Regions from separate parts of the Homo sapiens genome. Here region 1 is linked to region 2. Evidence: read pairs that join two places in POLR2A ChIA-PET (ENCODE). Cell type or tissue: Panc1. All regions are shown on one strand.

Region 1 (4,000 bases), 320 kb after region 2:
CAAGCAGCGGGCCAAATATTTAACATAGGACTGTTTATGTTATTTAAAACGCATTTGGGAAGCAGCTATGTTCAATTATAATTGTTTTTCCCTAGATAACTAATTATGTTGAATAGGTGACTGCATTCATTTTGTGAAAGCGGAACAATTAAATATTCAGAATTCAGCCAAAGAGTTTATCTTAAGGAACATTTCAAGTTTTGAAAAATTTACATTTATATCAGAGTTATGCTCATTTGCATTTAATGATCATATTATTTCAAAAACATTCATTATTTAACAAAGAATAATGAACTGCGTTCCCTTCTCTTTTCTCAATTTCGGCTGTAATTTAATACACGGTATGGTGTTCGTTTTCATAAACTGCACATAAACTGAAACATATATATTTGGTTAGCAGTATTTATTACATAAAAAGAACATCATGGGGTTCTTGGGTAGAAAGTATAAAGAAATGGAAAGGGTTGTAAAAGAATAAAGTAACTTCGTTACACTATTATTTATATCATCCTTTATTCTTTTAGAGTGCATGTTTGGAAGGTAATAATTCAAACTGTGTTCTATTTTGTTTGGGTTTTAATTGTTGAAACTTCTGTAGATAATCAATATCACATGCTGCTTAACTGAAAAATAATCTAGACAGTCTCTTTCATTCATGGTTGTCTTTGATACTTTTAAGGATTAACTCAAGTCTGCAGAGGAAGCTTCGGACAGTGGTTAAGCTTGTGGACATTAGTAATAGATTTCATGTTTTAAAAGTATGGTTGAAGAGGTGCTCACCCTCTATGGTTGTTGTGAAGATTATGTGTGTGTAATATTTAAAGTGCTTAGTGCCTAGCATACAGTAAATGCTCAACTAACTCCACTTCCCTTTGCACTACATGTTTGCCTAGTTAACATGTTATGCCTAGATCTCTTCACAAAGATAACTAACTCACAGGAGCCTTCCTTGATCCACTGATTATAAGAAGCTCTCTAATATACCTCTTTAGGGTAACCTCTATTTTTCCTTTATAGTACTTGGTTTGTAATTATGTGCCTGTGGGTTTACTAAATTAATGTCTGTTTCTCTTGCTAGGCTCTGAGCATTTTGAAACTGTGTTTGTTTTACTAGCCAGTGTCACATGATAGCAATAAAAGTAATATGTGTACAGGAACTTACTGACTGACAGAAAGTCTCCAGAGTACTGGGAATGCTGGTAGGCATACTGCATTTGTTCAATAAATACCTTGATAATCAGGTTGCAACAGACACTGACCTGGAAATGCATTTAGAAGACAATGATCTTCAACCCAGAATTGTTCCTGAGTGGAAAGTACTTGCTGAGCTTTAACTGTACAGTAGCTTTGATCATGTGAAATTAAAATGTATGCTTCTTCCTGTTCCAGAAGCCAAAGAGTACAGGGAGTCCAATGTCTGTCTCGCTCAGGTACCAGATAAGGTTTTAGAGTTATCAGTAGCAAGTCTTGCTCACAAAAGACTTAGCTTCAAACACTGAAGCACCTCTCTCCATAACTTTAGTCTCAATTGTTAAGAAAATATTTTTCAAATGAATAAATTTTGTTTGCACAAGTCAAAAGAATTTGAAGTTTGCTTATACTATGAACAGATATTTATTAAGCACCTATTATGTACAATGGTTTGGGAGACAAGCCATTCATGGAGGAGAACTGTTTTGTTTTTTTTTTTAACCAGAAATCCAAGGGGGCTTTTCTGAGATTGAAGAGCAACAACAGGAGGCTAGAGTGGGTTGTGCAAGAAGCAGCCAGACACAGGGGAGGAGAAAATGAAAAAAAAAAAAATGGAGTAAGCATTTTGGGGATGATTGAAATATGGGGCAAAAGAGAGAGATTTCGGCTGCTGTTATGAATGGGAAATGTATTAGTTATCTATTGCTATGTAACAAATTACCCCAAGCCTGGGCGCTTAAAACAGCAAATACTTAGAAATACACAATTCTGTGGGTCAGGGATCTGAGCGCAGTTTAGCTATGTGGTACTTGCTCAGGGTCTTTCATGATATTTCACTCAAGCTGTCAGTCAGGCCTGCATTCATCTCAGGGATCAATTAGAGGAGGATCTACTTCCAAGCTCACTCAGGCATCTGTAGGTGGGCCTCAGGCTCTGGCCTTGTGGGCCTCTCCAGATGCTGCCAAGTGTCCTTATAGCATAGCAACCAGCATCACCAGTGCAAGAGAGAGATCAAGAGAGGAACTGAGATGGAAGCCACAGGTTTTTTATAGCCTCATCTTAGAAGTGGTATTCTGCCATTTCTGCCATATTGTATTCACTAGAAGAAAGGCACTAAGCCCAGCCCACTTTCAAGGGGAAAGAAATTAAGTTCTAGAATATTTGGAAGAATTTGGGCATATATATATATATTTTTAGACAGGGTTTCACTCTGTCACCCAGGCTGGAAGGCAGTGGCACTATCTCGGCTCCCTGCAACCTCCACCTCCCAGGTTCAAGCGATTCTCCTGACTCAGCCTCCTGAGTAGCTGGGATTGCAGGTGCCTGCCACCACGCCCAGCTAATTTTTTTTTTTTGTATTTTTAATAGAGACGGGGGTTTCACCATGTTGGCCAGGCTGGTCTCGAACTACTGGCCTCAAGTGTTCTATCTGCCCACCTTGGCCTCCCAAAGTGCTGGGATTACAGGCGTGAGCCACTGCGCCTGACCTTTGCACATATTTTTAAAACCAACAGAAAACTTAGGAGACTATCCAGGTCTCTGTGTGATGCCCTATGTATCATCTTTGGGCTGAGCTTTTAAAGAAAGCTAAAGATATGTAGTAAGAAGTCACCATTTCCCTCAAGCTCCTAGGAATCAACTGTGTGTAGGGGGCAGCAGGAGTTTATGTGCGTGCATATGTGTGTGTGTGTGTGAGAGAGAGAGAAAGAGTAAGTAGAGGCAGGCCTGAAGGCAGCCCAGCTAAAGTCAGATTACATATAAACTGATACCAAAAAGCACAGTGCCTTAGTTCACATCAATGGTGGTCTACAGGAGGGAGGATTCAGCATGGTCTACAGAAGTCAGAAAAGTCTTCATAGAAGAAACATGAGTTGCTCCAGGTCATGAATATTAGTATGTTATATTTATTTAATGTATTTTGCTTATTATTGAGGAAAAGATCATTCAAGTCAGATTTCCGCTCTTTAAATGAAGCAAAATAACTGGGTTCATTTGTTAGCTTATATTATGTCTTTTTTTCCCATCTAAAATACTTTATCTTTTTATATGAAAGTCCCTTATTATTTAAGTTACTGTGTATTGAATAGGGGCGAAAAAAATTCCTTGAATAATGGATGATCTACCTCTTTGGTGCTCCTGCTGTTTAGAGTGTGTGTGTGTGTGTGTGTGTGTGTGTGTGTGTGTGTGTGTCTCCTCACAAGCCTTTGTACATTTATATGATACTGTATGTACCAGGCATGCAAATCTTGAAATAAGGGAAAGTAGGTTGCATCTCCCATCTAAATTCTTCTTAGTCCAAAGTCAGTGCTCTGGGAGCTATGAAACTCCATATTCATCAGTTAAACTTGCTACTTCTGCTGTGGTCATTAGTGGTTCAGGCAAATAGAAGAAAAAGTAACTTCCCTCTACCACATCCCCCTTTATATTATTTCCTTGATCGGGCACAAAACTATTTTGCCACAGAGAACTCTGTTGTTGTTTTTTTTTTCCTGTTTTTTTTTTCTCCTCTTCACTCCTATAATGTCAATGGTGCTGATGCAGCTGCATAATTTGCATAGAAAGTTTCTCAATTCTGTAGTCAGAATACCAATCAGGTGGCCTCTTTCTAAGCATGTTTATTCTTTCTTAATTGACTCTTCACTTGCATGCTTTCATGCACAGTGCATATCTGCTTGTATATTCTCAGCCATCTGTCAAACACTCACCAAGCCTAAAGAGTGGCCTCATAAGCCAACTTGAACACTATGAAAACATTGGTATGTGGCCCAATATTATAGAACTGTGATCAAAATCTTCTTTTTTAAAAAAA
Region 2 (4,000 bases):
CCTCAGCCTCCCAAGTAGCTGGGATTACAGGCATGCGCCACCATGCACGGCTAATTTTTGTATTTTTAGTAGAGACAGGATTTCGCCATGTTGGCCAGGCTGGTCTCAAACTCCTGACCTTAAGTGATCCATCCGCCTCGTCCTCCCAAAGTGCTAGGATTACAGGCATGAGTCACCATGCCCAGCCCCTTCTAAGAGCTTTATGTGCAGCACTTCATTTAATCCTCATATATATAATATATCCCCTTGAAGTGAGTAGTATCATGATTGTCAATTTAGAAATGAGGAAACTGAGGCTGAGAGAGGGTGAGTCATTGCCCAGGAGCACACAGGTGGTGAGTGACAATGAGTGCAGACTGAGATCCAGAGTTCATCTTCTTGTTGCTGCGTCCCCTGCCTCTACAAAGCAGTGGGCCTCAATACCCTACAGGGGAACAGACTTTGTTCCCTGAGACAAAGTGGCCTGGAAGGAGAGAGGCTGAAAAGCAGAATGCAGTGACAACAGGCCCACACTTAACACAGGATTGCTCACTCAATACTACAAACTAGTATTTTTGTACTTGCGTAACTGCTTCAAACTAAGAAAGCAAACAAGCCCAAGCTCGTTCATTCTTCTCCCTATCCCCCACATCATTAAAGGAAACTCTTCTCATTCCTAGCTGAGATAAATATCACAACAGATCTAAGAATTATTTTCAATAAATATTTCTTGGGCACCAAATAGCATTGTGACCAAAACCAAAGAAATATGAGATAGGATTCTTGTTTTCCAGGGACGCAGAATCAAGTGTGTTTTCTGTGACTTAGAGTTAACTCATCCATCCCTTCAACATTCACTGGCTACCTAGGATAAGCAGATGCACACCAGGGACAAGGCGTTTCCAGGATGCCCTTTCTCCTTCCTCCCATAAAGCTGAGGTTTTGGCATGGAAAAGAGAGATGCAGCAAGGTGAGCTGGATCAGTGTTATGAAAGGGTGAGAGTAAGAAACATCACAAGGGTGCTGAACTCACTGGAATGTCAGGGAAGACCTCTTTGAGGAAGTGATGTTTAAGGTGAGATCTCCAGAATAGAAGGAGAAATTGGCCAGACTGAGGGGTGAGGCAATGATAAGGGGGTTTCTTTTCTGGGAAGGACATACACAGGGTTTCATATTTAAGGGAGAAAGAAACGAGTGCAAGAAGTTAAAAAAGGTGCATACTGCCCGGCTGTACAAAGCACAAGGGAAGGACCATTTTATTCTTAAGAGATACTGTGAGGTGGCGATGGCTCACACCTGTAATCCCAGCACTTTGGGAGGCCGAAGTGGGCAGATCACCAGGTCAGGAGATTGAGATGATCCTGGCTAACATGGTGAAACCCCGTCTCTACTACAAAAAAATACAAAAAAATTAGCCAGGCATGGTGGTGGGCTCCTGCAGTCCCAGCTACTTGGGAGGCTGAGGCAGGAGAATCGCTTGAACCCGAGAGATGGAGCTTGCAGTGAGCCGAGATTGTGCCACTGCACTCCAGCCTGAGCGACAGAGCAAGACTCAGTCTCAAAAAAAAAAAAAAAAAAAAAAAAAAAAAAAAAAAAAAAAAGGAGATACTGTGAGGCTAATGCATCACTACAGTGAAGACTTTTCATGTTGCAGGCCTCCAGGAGTTGGACAGATTCAAGGAGGCTGGTGTGGAGCTGTGGCCAGATGGGGCTTGACAGATAGGAAGGACTAGGAGAGATGGAGGAAGAAAGAGAGGAAAACAAGACTGTTTCCTTTTGTATCATGGAGGTGGTGAAACTAACCCTGGCTGCCCGTCCTGTCAAGAGCCTTCTTACCCCAGGACCTTGTCACTGTGATACAACTTGTCATGCATATGTTTCATCTTTGGTGGAAAAGGCTCAAAATATTCCTTTCATTCCCCACTAGCTTTTATTTGGCTCCTTCTGCAGGCTGAAGTTGCCTATTTTAATATATGACTCTTCATTTATTCATTTTCAGCCAGCAAACAATTTTTAATTAGCCTGCTCTTTATTAAGGACATAGAGCATGTTATTAACTAGGTGCATCTTTGGGTCTTTAAAAGGAGTGAAAGAGACATAATCAATTTGCATGTGATGTTTAGGGGTTAAAGTGGTGTTAGTCAACATATTTAGAGCAAATCTCATCAAGCTCCATTTTTAAGCCCTGACTCAACTTGACGATCCCACAAGGCAGAAGGGAAGAGTGGGATTAATATATTAGTCACTTGTACAACTTGCCAGTCTGTCAGTTACATTAGTTCCAGTAAAATATTCAAGGAAATAAATATAATTTTTTTAAAAAAGTATTCCTTTATCTACGGAATCTGACAAGAAGGATTCATTTAGCTCTATTGGAGTACTTAAATACTGTTACAATTGCTTAAGTCAAGGGTCCCCCACCACTAGAATGTGAGTGCCTCAAAGGTTAGCACTGGATTGTGTTCTTTATTGTACTAGTCCTATATCCTCACATGGGGCTACACACAATTACATAGTTGGTAATCAATAAATGTCAGTTGGACACATAAATAAATGAGCACACTCATTGCCCACACCACACATATCTGCTAATAGGTAATACAGGAAACTGGGGGATCAAAATAACCACATGAGCTCTCAGGATGATGGAAGAGAAGGTTTTCAGCTCACTCCATTTGGCAGTTCTGCCCTGGTCAGTTGTTTCATATGGTTGTGTTTCTTGCAACAAGGCTTGGGTATAAGTACTCAGCATGCATCTAACTCCACTCATGGAAAAGGCACTTGGAATCTGAACCCGACTGAAAGAGTGAAAGAGGGTGGTAAATGAGTGGTATCACCACCTTATTAGAAAGCCAGCTAACAGCTGTAGCAGTTACTCAGCTATTTCTTTATTATCCATCCCAAGGCATGTGCCAGAATTTGCAAGGTCTTTGGTGTGTATTCACCAGATACGAACACCTTTTGAACTTCCACTCAGTGAAAGCCATTTTGGAATATATTTATCAAAATATTTTGGAAATCTTTCCAATTTGCCAGAGTTAAAAATGCAAATAAGCTTTTTTTTTTTTTTTTTTTCGCTTCCACTCCACCTCTGGCCTTGGTCAGCAGGCATGCTTGATTGTACACATAAAATGTGAAGAAACTACATAAATAAAGGAGCTATGATATGGTCACAAGTTATACCTATACTTCTCAACATGCAGTGACTTGATCAAGAGTGATTTGTATTTAGCATGTTTTTCTAATTACACCTCTTTTGTAACACCTAGCAGCTATCGCAGGAAGCACACAAACGTAGGTCATCTAGCTAATTTCCAGGCAACAGATGCCAACTGTGGATATAGTAGCATGACCACAAGTTAAGTACAAATAGCCAAGCTTGTGATAGGGAAATTTATAATAAGTAAAGGCAGACAGACACATCCAGATCACCTTTCCAGAAAGCCAATTAGAAATGACCCCACATCTCCCCGTCTCCAAACTCTCTTTAAAGATACCCATTATAAATCTGCCCAAAGTAATGTCACTGAATTCTATGGCCAAGATAAAGAGGTTTCTTTACTGTGAGATTTGTTGCAATAAAAATAAAGCACAAATGAATCACAAAGATGTAAGATAAGAACTGTGTGGAAAACACTGTGATAGATGACACATCTCATTAAATATAATTTTATGTGATCAGTTACTGTATTGCCCAGTTTAGTTGATTTATATACACTTTCGGAAGCTTTTTACTGTTCAGAATGCAATTATATACTTTATAATTGAGTACATAGTTGATTAATTACAATGTTTATGGCCATTCCAATTAAAAGCTGGCTATCAGGTCCATGGTGAGAAACCTACCCTCCCCACCTTTTAAAACATTGCTTCTACAAATAATGTTCTACGAAAACGAATTATACTTAACCTGCAAGACTTTTACTTATAGCACTGCTTCCAGTAGGGCACTTATATGTAGTAATCAAGTAGCTATCTTTTCTTAGATACTTGTCTATTCCTAAGTGTCTTTGGTACAGAG

Evidence for each region. ChIA-PET counts read pairs that join two places held together with the same protein. Peaks named below come from ENCODE experiments on the same cell type or tissue, not always from the same donor. Only the 100,000 strongest peaks of a DNase experiment are listed, where the experiment ranks them.
Region 1: POLR2A ChIA-PET joins it to region 2 with 8 read pairs; 1 of 35 experiments calls an interaction of 5 or more read pairs at or near these places.

Annotation. Positions count from the first base shown.
Region 1 is chr10:61,702,609-61,706,608 of GRCh38, reverse strand. The region is part of intron 5 of CABCOCO1 (ciliary associated calcium binding coiled-coil 1); the gene reads right to left. Among named protein-coding and RNA genes, the nearest start is that of CABCOCO1, 42 kb to the right of the region's middle. In Panc1, no CTCF peak of the experiment used is centred here; no DNase peak of the experiment used is centred here; H3K27ac peaks cover 1,268 bases.
Region 2 is chr10:62,024,866-62,028,865 of GRCh38, reverse strand. All of the region lies in intron 4 of ARID5B (AT-rich interaction domain 5B), which reads right to left. Among named protein-coding and RNA genes, the nearest start is that of ARID5B, 130 kb to the right of the region's middle. In Panc1, no CTCF peak of the experiment used is centred here; no DNase peak of the experiment used is centred here; H3K27ac peaks cover 1,138 bases.